Linked DNA regions of Homo sapiens: region 2 is linked to region 1. A link is a loop called in an ENCODE intact Hi-C map of the cell type or tissue named here. Cell type or tissue: heart right ventricle. All regions are shown on one strand.

Region 1 (8,000 bases):
TTTAAACAGCAAAACTACATAATAACCATAAACTATTGTGAACACTGGTTTAATTTAAAAATAAGCAAGTAGAATAATTCTATTCAGTGGAGCTAAACCTTTGCTAAAAATTTCCAAGGAGTTTCTAAATTTCAGGAATTTGAAAGGCAAAAAGCACCAATTTTATTATGTCTAATGTCAGATCAAAGTTTATGACTTTTCCTTCTTGATGCAGGTATTACACTGACACTAAATTCAAACAGGCTTAGATATTGTTTCTTGGCCTACAAATGTGCCCGTGTTCCATGCAAAACCAGCAGGGGATTTTTCTGCTGCCAGAGGTTACCAAATCAGAGGAAGGAGGCTGGGCGTGGTGGTTCACGCCTGTAATCCCAACACTTTGGGAGGCCAAGGAGGGCAGATCACCTGAGGTCAGGAGTTCGAGACTAGCCTGGGCAGAGTGATACCCTATCTCCCCCACAAAAAGCCAGGCATGATGAAATGCACCAGTACTCCTAGCTACTTGGGAGGCTGAGGCAGGAGGATTGCTTAAGCCCAGGAATTCAAGGCTGCAGTGAGCTATGATCTCACCACTGCACTTCAGCTTGGGTGACAGAGCAAGACCCTGCCTCTAAACAAATAATCTATGAAAGACCCCAATCATCCAGAAATGCGGAAAATTCATTTACTTATGTTTTCCTATTTGATTTTTAAAACATTAACTCCTTATTGCATCTAGTATTTTGGTACTTGGGTGAAAATTATTGATTTTTCCCAAAATGGCAAATCAATTGTTTAGAATCATTTATTAAATATATGCATAGATTATTTAGATGTTGCATTTGTTCTAAGTCAAAATTAAAAAATGTTTTACTGAAAGTATTATGTCTAATAAATGATCTACCACTGCAAAAATATTAAACGCCTCTGCCATAACTAATTTTTAAAGCACATCTATTTGCAGATTAAGATATAATAATGTATGGTATATTTCAAAATAAGTAAATTTCAAATGTCTCACAATAAATGATAGGCAAGAAAGGTGATCAATATGCTAATTATGTTAATTAGCTTGATTTAAACATTCCACATTGTACACATACACCAAAACATCACATTGTACCCCATAAATGTATACAATTATGATCTGTCAATAAAAAATAATCTTATTAAAAAATTTTTTTAAAGATGTATTAAATCCTTTTTCTGCAGACAGAACACATCTTACCAAGCCTGAGTTTTGAGATTTGACTCAGAAAGTAGTACCATATATTTCTTGATTTACCTCCATTAATTTTTCTTAAGCTTTACTGAAGCTCCAAATTACAGTCCAACTGCTCAATACCAACCTTCTTGAGGTCAATTTTATAATAACAATACTTACCAACAGCAAGGAGAAGAATACTGGCTACAAAACAGCCTGCACCCACACTGAGGTAATAAACACCTACTCTCATTTCTGCTGGCCAAAGGGGGAAGAGGGTGGCCGCTATTACTGCAATCACTGGAACAAGAAATGACAAAAGTTAAATTTTAGAATAAAAACTTAAATGGTATGGCTGCACTAACAGAAACATATCCCTGGGGGAAAAACTGAGAAACATAAACACAGTGAAATATAAAATTGCCATTTTTATAGGTAAAAAATGGTCAATTATGAGCAATTTCATATTGTTCAACCTAACATTTTATACTATTCTTAAACTAGTTTTTATTAGTGTAAATTACATATAATTAGAAAAAAATGCTATGTAGAAATTCAAAACTGTTGCCTCCTTAATTTATCAACTGCCCCCTTTTTCAAGCTATATCTACTTTATTTAAAAAATACTAAGATATTTGCCTACTAAGTAAGGGAGCTAAAAGAAACAACAGAACAACAAAGCCAACAAAAAATGATTTCCAAGACCCCTCTCTGGAGATTCTTCTTCTGGGGTGGAGCTCTGACATCCACAGACTGAAAGATTCCCCAGGTGATTTCTGCTACAGATGTATTTTTTGGTGCTTAGGGAAACTGTTTACAAGTGTCTCCAGTTTTTTTGCAAGTAAAGTGGGGACACAAGAAAGAATTATAAGAAATTAGAAGCCTGGTTATTAGGTCTTTAGAATAAGACCAGGATTAAAATTCTAGCTCCATCACTTATAAGCTATGTAACCCTGGGCAAGTTACTTAACTCTTTTGAGGCTAAGTTACCTTATATTTAATAAGTCTCTTCCTATTCTTCAAAGGTTGTTGTGAGGATGAAATGATATATTGTACGCAAAATATCTAGCAAAGTGACTAGTACTCTTATTATAAAAGAGTTATTTTGCTTTTTGTTTTCTGAAACAGAGTCTTACTCTGTCACCCAGGCTGCAGTACAGTGGCATGATCTTGGCTCACGACAGCCTCGACCTCCTGAGCTTAGGTGATCCTCCCACCTCAGCCTTCTAAGTAGTTGGGACTACAGGTGTGAACCACCACACCCGGCTAATTTTTTGTAGAAACGAGGTTTCGCCATGTTGCCTAGGCTGGTTTCGAACCCTTGGATTCAAGCCATCTCCCTGCCTTGGCCTCCTAAAGTGTTAGGATTACAAGTGTGAGCCACTGAGCCCAGCCTTAAAGAGTTATTTTGAATGGGATCCTATCATACCATATTGACCAAGCTTATTTTAACTGCTACCTATTTTTTTTTTTTCTGTTTGTTAAATCATTCTTTCCCCATAAAACCTCCTGGAATACACACGTTAAAAAGCAAATCAAAAACAAATCAAACCCCCAGCACTTTGGGACAACGAGGCAAGTGCCCAGGAGTTTGAGACCAGCCTGGGCAACATGGCGAAACCCCATCTCTACAAAAAAATACAAAAATTAGCGGGGTGTAGTGGAGTGTGCCTATAGTTCCAGCTACTCAGTAGGCTGATGTGGGAGATCACCTGACCCCAGCAAGTCGGGCTGCAGTGAGCCATGATTGTGCCATTGCATTCCAGCCTGGGTGACAGGAATGAGACCCTGTCACAAACAAGCAAATCAAAAGGTATAGAGAAAATTAAGTCTTCATCTAATTCTTATTCCACTTCCCAGAGGTTAAGTACTATTAAGCTTACCTGTATTCTCAGAGACTGCCTATATATAATTAACTAGCTACAGGGACTTTTTTTCTAAATAAGTAAATGAGCTTATACTATTCTTACTCGTCTGTAACTTTCTTTTCTTTTTTTATCTATTCTAGGTATAATATCCTTGCACATGTACGTTTGTGCAACTGTGATTATGGCATAGGGTAAATTCCTTAAAGTGGAATTTATTAGATCAAATGGTATAAGCATTTTGAATTTGAAAGATATTTGCTAGATTATACTCAAGTATAGTCTAAGGGATTTGGAAAAAAACAGATAATGTGTCAATGCACACACTTTGTGCAACTGTATGGGAACAGCCTAGAATTGCTGGGTCACTGCAGACACATAAAATTTCAAAGATACTGACAAACTGCCCTTTACAAAAATTAAAACAATAGACATACCTATCAACTGTTAGAGAGAGCTGATTTTTTTCTAAGACCTTTAATGTTAAGGTTTGCAAGACTCTTAATCACTACAGCTTTAATTTGTATATGAGTGTGATTAAGTATCACTCATGATGATTGGTCATTGTATTTCTTTATCTGTTAACTACCTTGACCATTTTTCTATCAGTTTGTTAATCTCTTAAAAGATCTTTAATATGTTTCAAATATTTTCCTTAGTGTATTATTTATCTTCTGACTTTATTTAAAGTATTTTTAAAATGACAACTATTTTATGTTAAATTTAGGAACATTTTCTTTTACAGTATCTGCATATTGTTTTCTAAATTTTAGATTGCACTTTATAGCTATTAACATCTCACTACTTACCAAGAATTAATCCCATGACAAATGTTTTAAAGTGAACTGGGTCATAGATCCATACATACACCTAGAAGAATCAAGAAACCTCGGTGCTTAAAAGTTCTAATGTCACATTAGAAAGTAATGCTTAATTCTATATTTTAGGTCCCTTAAAGCAGTCATCAACCTCTTAACATACGAGAAGTAATTTCTAAGGTAAATAAATTCCAAAGATCTTTCCTTCAGTAGTAGTGGTTCTTCTGGCGCTAGAAAATGATTATAGGATAACTATAAATTCTATAAAGCACTTAAGTAAATTTGTATGTTCTTACATACACTTAAAAATTTGTTTGACTGGGCTTGGTGGCTCACGCCTATAATCCCAGCACTTTGGAGGCCAAGGCGGGCAGATCACTTGAGGTCAGGAGTTCAAGACAAGCCTGGCCAACATGGTGAAACCCTGCCTCTACTAAAAATACAAAAATTAGCCAGGTGTGGTGGTGGACGCTTGTAATCCCAGCTACTCGGGAGGCTGAGGCAGGAGAATTGCTTGAACCCAGGAGGCAGAGGTTGCAGTTAGCTGAGATCACACCACTGCACTCCAGCATGGGCGACAGAGCAAGACTCTGTCTTGGGGGAAAAAAAAATTGTTCCATGTGTGCACATCATTATTTATTCAACCAAAACACCAGCAACTGCCAACCTTTTTGTCCCTAATGTAATGATGAACCAGTCTGGGATAAAAGCGCAGTTAAGACAGATTCCAGCCAGGCCCTATTACAGATCTAGTATCACTCAACTCCACACTTTTCTCTCCTGAGAAGACACAAAGATCAATTATTAAAGATCATGCTTGGTGAACATAGTCTCTATGACTGTATTAATTTCATTGCCTACTCCTCCATGGAGGGCCCATAAGCTGGGAACCACTACTTCAAAACTTAATTTACTTTTATCAGGCTCTTATTTTACACAACAGAAATTTACTTCATTCAGATCAGAACTCTGTTTGATCATTCATCCATAAAACTCAGTTTTATTTCTTAGTTTCTATAAATAACAGTACTCTTCCCTCTTATTTCTATATTGACCAGAACTCTTTATTGTCTTTCCAACGTGGTTCTTCAATTTTTAACACCAGAGGTTCCACTTTAACCTCTTATTTTACTCTGCCCATTTCCTTGGGAATCAGATTCACAGATATTACTTCTGCCAGTTTCCATTCTAAAAAAACATGTTTTTTTAAAAAAGATATTTCACAACTTTAAAAGTTATGGAGTGCATGCTGCTTTCTACAGAATAAAATCTAGGCTTCTCAGGATACCAAGCACCCATGCGTTTGCTCAGGCTGTTTCCTTCCCTAACAGACCTAACCTCCTTCCTGGCACGCCTGGCAATCTGCCAGTCATCTTCAAGTCTAAGCTCAAATGTCCTTTAGACCCTTCTTATCCTTCCTGACTAAATTAACTATTCCTACCTGGTGCTTTCACACCATTAATGCTTACCACACTGTACTATATTAACATGTTTAAGTGCCTGTATCTTTGCTAGACCATTAAGAGATTTTATCCTACTTATCAAGCTATTCCCAACGCCTATAAAAATAAAAATTTCTATTACAGTGGTTCTCAACAAGGGGTTCACATCAGTCACCTGAGGACACTTTATTATAGATATATAATCCTCCCCCACAATCCCACTCTAGATAGTCTCATGCAAGTAAGAATTTCAAACACACAACCCTAGGAGCCATGACTTTATAGATGTTACTATTGTATAGGTATAACAGGAAAGGATATATCCTGAAATTCACAACAGTTCAATGCCCAGTATATAACTCATGTTTACGTACTGGTGAAGTGACTGAATTAAGCAGTCTTTATGGAAGGCTACCACCATACAAATCTTCCATTACAAATGATAAGCATAAAGCATCAAGAAATGTTAAAAATTTTAAGCCCCTCAAGTGATGTGTCTGACTTACATTCTGTAAGAGATAGAGACTTGTAGCTATCTCCTATTCTGCTCTTTTTTCTTTGATAATAATGGAAACCCTACATTTCGGCTGGGCAAATAATCATCCTGTATAAAAAGTGCATTTCCAAGATTTTACTTCTCATATGCATGACCATGTGACTATGTTCTGGCCAATGGAATTCAAGCAGAAATGAAATTACCAGCTTTCTGGACAGTGTCCTTAAACTGGTCTCCTTAAAGAGGAGACATATTCTTCACTCTCCTTTCCTCTTTTCGATGCAGATATAAGATTGGCAGTCATTCTGGACCATAAGGTAACCTTAGCTAGAAGCCTCAGACAGAGGAGAAAAGAAGAGCTGGGATCCACCATGGAGCTGACGTATCTGTACAGCTTACCTACAGATTTCACTGATAAAAAAGAAATAAGCATCTATTTTGTATTAAGATGCTTTTATTTCAGGTTTCCTATCACTCACAGTCAAATCTGACTTTTAAAAATCTAAATAAGAGAAATTATTGATTTTTAAAAATGGAGTAGCTTTTATACATTTAAGAGCATAATTAGATTTCTCAAAATTTTTCCTTTTATTAGTGAAGGCATCAAACATCTTTCTAAAAACTCCTATAGAAAACTGAACTTCTAGTTATAGGCTTACTCTCACCTCATTTCCATCCAGAAAAACCTGATCATCATGTGGCTCAAGTTTGAATTTTTTCTTAGTTTCCTTCTTTTTAGGAGTTCCTGGAGTTTCCTCCTATGAAAACACAAGTTGGACAGAAGAAATAACACAAGTAAGCAAGAAATATGATGTTCATACAGTCAAAAAACTTTCACTGACTATTTGTAACACAGAAATAAAAATTCTCAACCACGGTATTTATAACAACTCTAATATAGTTATCTCAGGTAGGTGTTGCATAATACTTAAATGTGCTCATAGGCCAGTAGTGTTCATGTGCACATAATGATTTTTAAATTTTTACTTAATTTTAGATTAACTCACCTTTTTGGATTCTTCCTTTTCACCATCTTTTTTTTTCTCTTTTTCTTTTTTTGTCTTCTCATCCTTTATATTTTCTTTCTTGCTCTTTTTATCTTCTTCTTTTCCACTTTCAGCTTTTCCTTTATCTTTTTCTTTCTTTATGTCTTTATCATATTTCATTTTCATTACTTTTAGGGCTCGGTGAAAAAACTGCTTCTTTAAAAGCCTTTGGGAAAAACAGGTATGGCATTACACTCCCCATATAGATAGAGACTGAAAAGCAAAAATATCAAGACCTGAATAAAATAAGCAAAGGAAGGCATAAATTAGCAACACAAGAGAAATTACAACTAGTATGCCCGTGAAAAAGTAGTCAACTCTACCACTAAATCAAAACACTTTACAGTCAATTATATAAAAGTTGTCAAAACTCAGTGATATTCAATATAATTTTCACTTTTAATGATGTACCTTAAGTATAAAAGAGATTATAGGTTTGAGATTATCCATATAAAGACTCTTTCTGGGTTCATATAATCAAGACTCAGCTTCACTTTATGTTAAGTCTCAAATGCAAGAGCTGACGTAATAAAGAAAGGAGAAAATAAACAGTTTAAGAAATGTTAACAGATTAAAAGTGATGATTTGATGGGTCCAAATAATGTCTTTTCAGCTTTCTTGGTGTTATTTTTTCTCCAAGTACTTCGCAATTCAGTGTGCCACTGTAATGATTATCTTCAATTAAGCAATGATTAAATATACTAAGGTGAGATTTTTGGACTCTGAAAAGGACGTGCACAACATCAAATTGAAAAATGTGCAATATATTTGGCAAAACATGATGTATTCCTGGTTTCACTAATTTCTCTCTAAATAGATTGTTTTCTCTCTTTTTATCAGTTATTACTATATTTTATATTCTCACCTTAGGGCCTTCACACTGGCTGTTCCCTTTACTTAGAATGCTCTTCCCCCAAATAAGCAGGTCCTTTTGTTTCACTCCCTTCCTTCAAGTTTTCCCTCAACCACAACCTACTCTGTTTAAAACATAAGCCCACCTTCCCATTCTCTCGTTTCCTGTTACCCTATCCATAGCACTTATCTTCTAACTCACTATATAATTTGTAGTAGTTGTTTGCTCCTTCACTAGACGGTAAACTTCTTAAGAGAGAGAGAGATCCTTGCTTTATTCATTTTTTATCTGACCCCA
Region 2 (8,000 bases), 120 kb before region 1:
ATATCCTGTTCCTGGAATAACCCTGAGGAATGGACTCTTTCAGGGCTGGAACTAATGGCAGTGGTGGTTGAGTGAGAAGTTCTGTCTCCCTATAGGCTTCTCAGTCAGATCAGATTATAGTAAGATCAGATTATAAGCATGACAAAATAAAAACAGTACTTCTAGGAATTATGTTTTCAGGTCTCAGGAATGTGTTGGTGGATCTCCTGACTGGGCCGTTGGAAGGTCATTGGAAGGGGCAATTTTTAATTTACTTGTTTTGAGACTGTTTCTTCCTCATTGCTACTAAATTGATGACTTTTGCTTATGAAGGTAGTCCTGAGAATTTCCTTAAACTGGTCACGTGTCAGTTCATGATTTCATTATTCAGGATAATGTATTTGGATGCCCCACCAATGTCAAATATTAATTCACAGTTTGTTTTTTTAGTAGTTCTTGCTACTTCACTTAATTTAGCACTTTGCCATCTGCTTCCCCAGTAAAACTGAGGTAATGTGAGTACCTGAGCTCACTGAGTACATGCCACCCATGTCTACATTTCTGAGTCCTTGTATTTATCTTAGTCTTTATTAAATGAGTAACATAGAAAGAGCACACATATGGAGTTCACAGCTAAAAGCTTTAGTTAGTAAAATGCTTTTCAGTAAAATGCTTTTGTTGCTTTTTTTAATATGACTTGGCAGAGGAATTATGATGATGCAAGAAAATGGCAAAATGTGGTTGATTTAAGAATTTAACAAGTTTTACCAAAGTATTTCTTGAGCGCTATTACATGTCATACTACCCTTTTAGTTCTTATGTGGAAAATAGGAAATGGAACTATCACTTTTAATGCCTACTACCTTTTGGGCACACATATAATTGCCACTTCAATTCTTTGGGAAATGTATTATAAACCCCATTTTACAGATGAGAAAATTGTGGGTCATGAAGATTTAGTTGTTTGCTTATGGGTGACTCCTGCCGAGTACCCGGGGATTTAGCATGGAAGGGTCTTTGCGCTTTGTGTTACTGCCTGAAGATAGTTACATATGTAGGGTGGAAGAAGGACATTCTAACTTAGTAGGGAGCACCCATTAAGTTAAAGAAAAGCATGATGAAAAAAAGCATCAGTGGTTGGGAATTATGAAACTGATTTTTAAGCCTAGTTTTTATTTTAATGCAATATAACTAAAAGGAACTGTTTTATAATTAGATATATGCATCTTTTTAAAGAATTTTATGTATGTATATATATGTATGAATGAGATGGGGTCTTGCTATGCTGCCCACACTGGTCTCAAACTCCTTGTCTCAAACGATTCTTCTGCCTCAGCCTCCTGATATATGCATCTTTATATATTTTATCATATACTGCAGATCTTCGAGAGAGTTAATTATTTTGCATGCTCCTGTAAAATCAGACATATCACAATTTCACCATTTTGAAGCCATCTTTATTCTCTCCAGTTAGAATTAAGAGTTCCCTGCTATGTATCTCCACAGTGCAATTTATCAAAATTCATATCCCACCCTCAGCTTTTTGAAAGTGTTCCTCCTGGAGGATAATGCCTATGTTATTCATCTTCATTTCTCTCCCAGTGTTTATAAATAATTTTTTTTTACATTTTAGATGGATTGTAAGCAAGATGAACCTTTTAAAATGTTATGCTTATTTATATAGAAAGAAACTCCTTGTAATTTTTATGCAGAAGCAAGAGGGAATTAGTAGCAGTGGTTGTGTTTTGAAGGCTTTTGCCCTGCCAGAGTGGCTGTGGATTGAAAAGTTAAAGGGCCATTGGTTTGCTAGCAGTATCCAACCAAAGTATAGACTTAAAGAAAATTTGCATAATTAAATTTTTGGAACCTTTTTTTCCTTTGTTTCCTTCTTTTTTAGAGACATTAGAAGAAATGGACAGTGAGTTGCTCAAGTGTGAATTCTGTGGGAAAATGGGATATGCTAATGAATTTTTGCGGTCAAAACGATTCTGCACTATGTCATGTGCCAAAAGGTATTTCTGTGCTCTTGAATTTCCCAAAGGACAGATAAATAGCCATTGCAACTAAACCAAAAAACCCTTGAATAGCTTACCAAGGATAACTATAGATATTTTAATATGTAATATTATAGAAGAAACCTAGATATTATTATATAGAAGAATAATACAAATAGGCAGTATCTGGAGCCACCTAGTATTTAGTTACTAGATTTTGCTTTGCGAAAATTACATATTCATAATACTTAAAATCAATTGTACAGTATAATCTAATATTAAAGTAGTAATCTCCTGATGGTAAGAATATATTTAGGAGAATCCCTTCAATGAAGTCATCACGATTTCATCATGATTATATAATACTAGTCCTTAAAGTATCAAAAACAGTATTTGTTTTATCAGCTGTTTTATCATTATTGAAATACTTTGATTTACTTTGTGTTGTTTTAAAATGTTTTCATTTGTTTGAATCATCCTATTTATTTTAGATTTCTTATGGGACAGCTGTAGTATAAATTCCCCACACTGTTAACATTATCAGACAGCAAAATACTTGTCTTTTCTGAATTAGTATTTTCAATAGTCATTATTTCAGATAAGTAGTATTTTTTTGTTTGTTCGTTTGTTTGTTTTTGGATATAGAGTCTTACTCTATAGCCCAGGCTGGAGTGCAGTGGTGCCGTCTCGGCTCACTGCATCCTCCACCACCCAGTCTCAAGAGATTCTCCTGCCTCAGCCTCCTGAGTAGCTGGGATTACAGGCACCTGCCACCATGCCCAGCTAATTTTTGTATTTTTAGTAGAGATGGGGTTTCACCATGTTCGCCAGGCTGGTCTCAAACTCCTGACCTCAGGTGATCTGCCCGCCTTGGCCTCCCAAAGTGCTGGGATTACGTGTGTGAGCCACCACGCCTGGCTGATAAATAGTATTAATAACAAAATAAATGTTTAGTCTCTTCATTAATCGTATAATTCCCAAGTTTGGTTTATGTTAAAGAACCCCACCCTAATTCCAGTAATAAATCCTAGTAATACAGATACTTACCACTAAAGTTGAAGTGTGTGCACACTATTTTGAAATTGGTTCTCTGTTCAAAAAGGTAATTATTCTTTCAAAGGATTTAAGATCTTCAGTAGGATGACTATAGCTTGTACTGTATTTCAAAATAGGTAGAAGAGAATTGGAATGGTTCTAGCATGAAGAAAAGACAAATGTTTAAGATGTGGATATCCCAAGTACACTGATTTGATCGTTACAGATTATATGAATGTATTAAATTATCACACATACCCTAAAACTATGTACATCTATTATGCATCCATAAAAAATAAATAACCTTAACCTCATGAAAAAAATTAATATAATTGCATACATCTAGGGAATTTCTTACTTGAATATTTTATTTCGTATAGGTTATTTCCAAAATATACTTAGTAAAACTTAAGTTAAATAATAGAAGTGTTTTCCTCCAAAATTGGGCTCATTGTTTTGGTTGTCAATCTGTTTTTCAAATATGCTTTGATGTTACTGATAAATCAATAATCAAATTATGTAACTCATGTTTTAACTTGAGTTTTCTAGTTTGCATATACCACAAGAAAGAACAATGGTTATCTGATTCTAAGTGATTTAAAAACTCTAAAAATTTGGGGAAAGGACTCCCTTTCAGAATATTTTAAACTTCTTGACTATTTAAAAATATTTGAGAACACTTAATGCTGCCATCAGTCTTCTCTCAGAGATGATTGCTGAGCTGTCACATTAGTATCCTTTCGATGAACCTCTTTAGCAGGGTAGGGGCCCTAACAGGGAAATGTGGATGAGAGAGGGTAGATTAGGTCAGGGAAGAACCATTGCCATTTACATGTCTGCCTAGCTGTCTTGGAAAGCTAAATATTTAGGGACAAAATATCAAGTATAAAGCTAGCCTCTTTTCTATTCTTTTCTTAACGGATAAAGAAGTTTTATCAGTTGATATAAATGGAAATCAGAAACCTACATTGCTGAGCCCACAAATGAGCACATTATGAACACAGCAGGATCTCGAATTGTTTTAGGGTAAAATGAATTGGCTATCAAGATACTTATATTTTTATGGGAAAAATAGCATATTCATTATCATAGTACTTTTTATTTCCACCTCTTGATATCTTTATAAAATGTAGGTGAGGAGAATTTGTTTTGGTGTCAGCATACTGGTTCTAGAATAGTTAGCAATAGCAAAGTTAATTGGGATTTATTCTTGTAACTTTCTTGGAGCAAAGGAATTTTGAAGGGTAGGTGTGGTGGCACATGCTTGTAATCCCAGCACTTTGGGAGGCTGAGGTGGGAAGATTGCTTGAGCCCAGGAATTTGAGACCCACCTGGGCAACATAGTGAGACCCCCATCTCTACAAAACAGATTTTTGAAAATAGGTTACCAAGGCGTTTCATATATGTAAAAATGAAACTGCATATATTTTTCCTAGCTTTGCATAGCTTTTCAGAAATTTGTTTCTTAGATCATTTCTTCTCACTCTTCTTTCTAGGGAAAGGTTGGCAAACTCACCCAGGCCAGGTCTTTCCCATTGTTCATTTTTTTGTATGGGCTCATGAGCTAAGGATGATTTTGAAATTTTTAGTTTGTTGGGAAAAAAATCAAAATAATATTTCATGATACATGAAAATTATGTGAAATTCAAATTTTACTGTTATTGTTACTGAAAATTTTACTAGAACACAACCATGCTTATTCAATATTTTCTATTTATTTTTTATTTTTTTATTTTTATTGTTTTGAGTCAGGGTCTGGCTCTGTCACCTGTGCTGGAGTGCAGTGGCGCTATCACAGCTCACTACAACCTTGGCCTCCTGGGCTCAAGCCATCCACCCACCTTAGCCTTCTAAGTAGCTGGGACTACAGGTGTGTGCCAGCACACCTGGCTAGTTTTTGTATTTTGGGTAGAGACGGGTTTTCACCGTGTTGGCCTTGAACTGGTCTTGCCATTTACTGGTCTTGAACTCTGGAGCTTAAGTAATCCACCCACCTTGGCCTCCCAAAGTGCTGGGATTACAGGTGTGAGCCACTGGGCCTGGCTCAGGGTATTTTCAATGGCTGCTTTCACACTACAGTGGCAGAGGTGGGTAGTTGTGACAGAAACTTATATGGCCCATGAAACTTAAAATATTTACCATCTAGTCCTTTGTAGAAAAAGTTTGCCAGTCCTGGTTCCAGGGCTTTAGGATCCATTAAAAGACATAGGATTCTTTTAAGCTGTCATCATGTCTTATAAAGGTCTATGTTCAAAAATACTAGGCAGTCTATTGTGATAAAAGAAAATCTTTCATTAAAGAGTTATATACTTCTAAATTTTCTGAATAGTGAGAGCAATGAATTCCTTGTGTAACTTTAAAATCTCCACTTTACATTTTCATTCTTTGATTTTAATAATATTTGAAAAATCTTTTGTTAGCTGCTTGAGATCCTCTCCCTAGTATATTAAACTTTTAAAAATTAATGTCTCTTTGGAAGTTATTACTTAGAAAAATCAGATTGAATAAACATTTAGATACTACATAACTTCTTTTTCTTTCGGAACCTTCCATTTTTTTTACTGCTATGAAAATTGGTTATCCTCTGTATTTTGCAGGCAGTTTCCCACTGTCATGCTGTAATCAGGAAAAAATACAATACCTTGTTATAGATGTCCAGTATTATATTGAGAGATATATTATGGTATACACAGAGCCTGTTTTTTGACCTTTAGCATAAGTAAATCCATTGAACAGTGTAGTTACTTTATGAGGTCTTACATTCATTAATGATGTATTGTGGTACTTACTGATTCACAGTTGCACTTTAAAGTCACAATTAAATACTAAATGGATTGTCCCATATATCATTAAATATTTTTTCTTTCTTGAATTTCTTAGGTACAATGTTAGCTGTTCTAAAAAATTTGCACTTAGTCGTTGGAATCGTAAGCCTGATAATCAAAGTCTTGGGCATCGTGGCCGTCGTCCAAGTGGCCCTGATGGGGCAGCGAGAGAACATATCCTTAGGCAGGTCTGTATAAACCTTGCTTCAATGTAAAATACCCTTTTCAGAAATGCAAGGAAAGTGCAATGCTGTATTTTGCTTGTACTACATTTTCCAGCTTCCAATTACTTATCCATCTGCAGAAGAAGACTTGGCTTCTCATGAAGATTCTGTGCCATCTGCTATGACAACTCGTCTGCGCAGGCAGAGCGAGCGGGAAAGAGAACGTGAGCTTCGGGATGTGAGAATTCGGAAAATGCCTGAGAACAGTGACTTGCTACCAGTTGCACAAACAGAGCCATCTATATGGACAGTTGATGATGTCTGGGCCTTCATCCATTCTTTGCCTGGTATGTAATTCATCACTTTGGCCTTAATATTTTTCTTGTGCATTCACACACAGCAATGTTAGATACATCCACACCTTTTGCACAAAAGGGCTAGAGAAGTACTGTGTATATGTATAAATAAAATGACATTTGTTATTGAAATATGATCTGTTTCCTCTTGCTTATTCCCTCAGCACTACTGGGTATTTTCTCATACCCCCCAAGTCGATAAAAACTGACTAGTCCTGCTTCTGCTGTGACACCTCAGCCGGTGAAGATATTAAAGGTGCTTTCTTCTCTTCAGTCTGATTTCTCTCGAGAGGTCAGTAGAGAGATTGAATCAGACACTTCTTCCTTTCTGCTCTTCTATTTTTCTATTCTATTCCTCCTTATTTCCTAATTTAACCTTTTAAAAAATGAAGTAAGAGAGACTTTTTTCTTTTTTTTACATTTTTGAAAGCTAATCAAAACCTTTTAAAATGTAAAAATTTGGTTTCTTTGAAAAAATCAAGCTAGTCCTTTTAAAAGAAGGTACATTCTTTGATTCTTTTCAATAAATAAACATCAAGAGCCTTTCTGAAATTTTATTTTTCAAATAGAGAGCTGAAATTCAATTATATTCATTCTAATATTGAGGGTAACTTTCTTATTTATGTTTTCCTGTTCTCTCATTTTGATACTCTTTCCATCACCTTAAGTCTCTATCTTTTTTCCTTAAAACAACAATAATCTTTTATATCCACCTTCTCCAAGGGGCTGGCTACTAAAGACAGCTGCACCTTTGCTCATGATGAGACCCACACTAGTTATATATGTTAAGACTATACATATATGTATATATATACTTTTTTAAATCAGTAAATCTTGTCATTCACTTTGACCTTACGCATATGGAAAATGAGGAGACTAAAACAAAAAATTTATTTCCTTTTGGTTTTATTGCGAATCATATCATTTCTCTTGATACAAGCTTTCTAGAAGAATACATCCTATTTGAACTTGTCTACTAACTTTTTACAGTTTAATAAGCTAATTAATCAGCTGTTGTTGCTAATTAGTCTTTCTCTGATGGCAACTAAAGTCTTGGAAGCATACTTAGAGCTAACATGCTATACAAGAAAATATATTTAGGAATGATAGTTGTAAAGAATCCGTCACCCACTTTACCTCATATACAGAATTCTGTGAGATTTTGTTAAATTAGTTTATCAATAGCTTGTTTTAGAAATGCTAAGTTTTAAAAAAATATGGCCACTTTTAAAGAAAGATGGAATTGTTTAAAGTGGAGATACTTCATGGGAAGATTTTTAAACATGTGCATGTGCCCACGAAAACTTAGATGTGAGTTAATTGCTGACCATGTGGATTTAGAATCTGTTTTAAACTGGGTGTATTTAGAAGACAGTGGGTCTTCATTGGTTGTGGTTTTAGTATCTAATGAAACCAGTTTTAGTTTTTAGACCAGTATAGCTATCTTGAGAATTAACTTTGGAGTCTATGTGGATACCTGGGGCTGGGCTTTGATTCTGTCATCTTCAGAAGTAGTGTCACTCTTCCAGGTAGGGCACATGATCTGTTTGTGAGCCTGATTTTTCATTTGGGGGAAATTTTTCTTTTCCTTTGCAGAAGAGAGTTGGTTTATATCCTGAGAAAAGTAGTTGCCCAAATAATTAACAA

Evidence for each region. A loop is a pair of places that touch in the nucleus more often than their neighbours do. Peaks named below come from ENCODE experiments on the same cell type or tissue, not always from the same donor. Only the 100,000 strongest peaks of a DNase experiment are listed, where the experiment ranks them.
Region 2: it touches region 1 in a loop (2.5-fold over the local background); 21 of 110 quality-filtered maps call a loop at or near these places.

What each region holds. Positions count from the first base shown.
Region 1 is chr3:169,981,723-169,989,722 of GRCh38, reverse strand. It overlaps SEC62 (SEC62 preprotein translocation factor), which reads right to left. Exons shown (of 8, transcript NM_003262.4): 4 at 6,812-7,016; 5 at 6,470-6,562; 6 at 3,858-3,918; 7 at 1,364-1,483. Among named protein-coding and RNA genes, the nearest start is that of SEC62, 19 kb to the right of the region's middle. In heart right ventricle, no CTCF peak of the experiment used is centred here; no DNase peak of the experiment used is centred here.
Region 2 is chr3:170,100,823-170,108,822 of GRCh38, reverse strand. It overlaps PHC3 (polyhomeotic homolog 3), which reads left to right. Exons shown (of 15, transcript NM_024947.4): 12 at 1,877-1,991; 13 at 5,889-6,021; 14 at 6,113-6,344. LOC105374209 (a long non-coding RNA gene) reads right to left here and starts at 5,891. Exons shown (of 3, transcript XR_924699.3): 1 at 5,148-5,891; 2 at 3,021-3,167. In heart right ventricle, no CTCF peak of the experiment used is centred here; no DNase peak of the experiment used is centred here.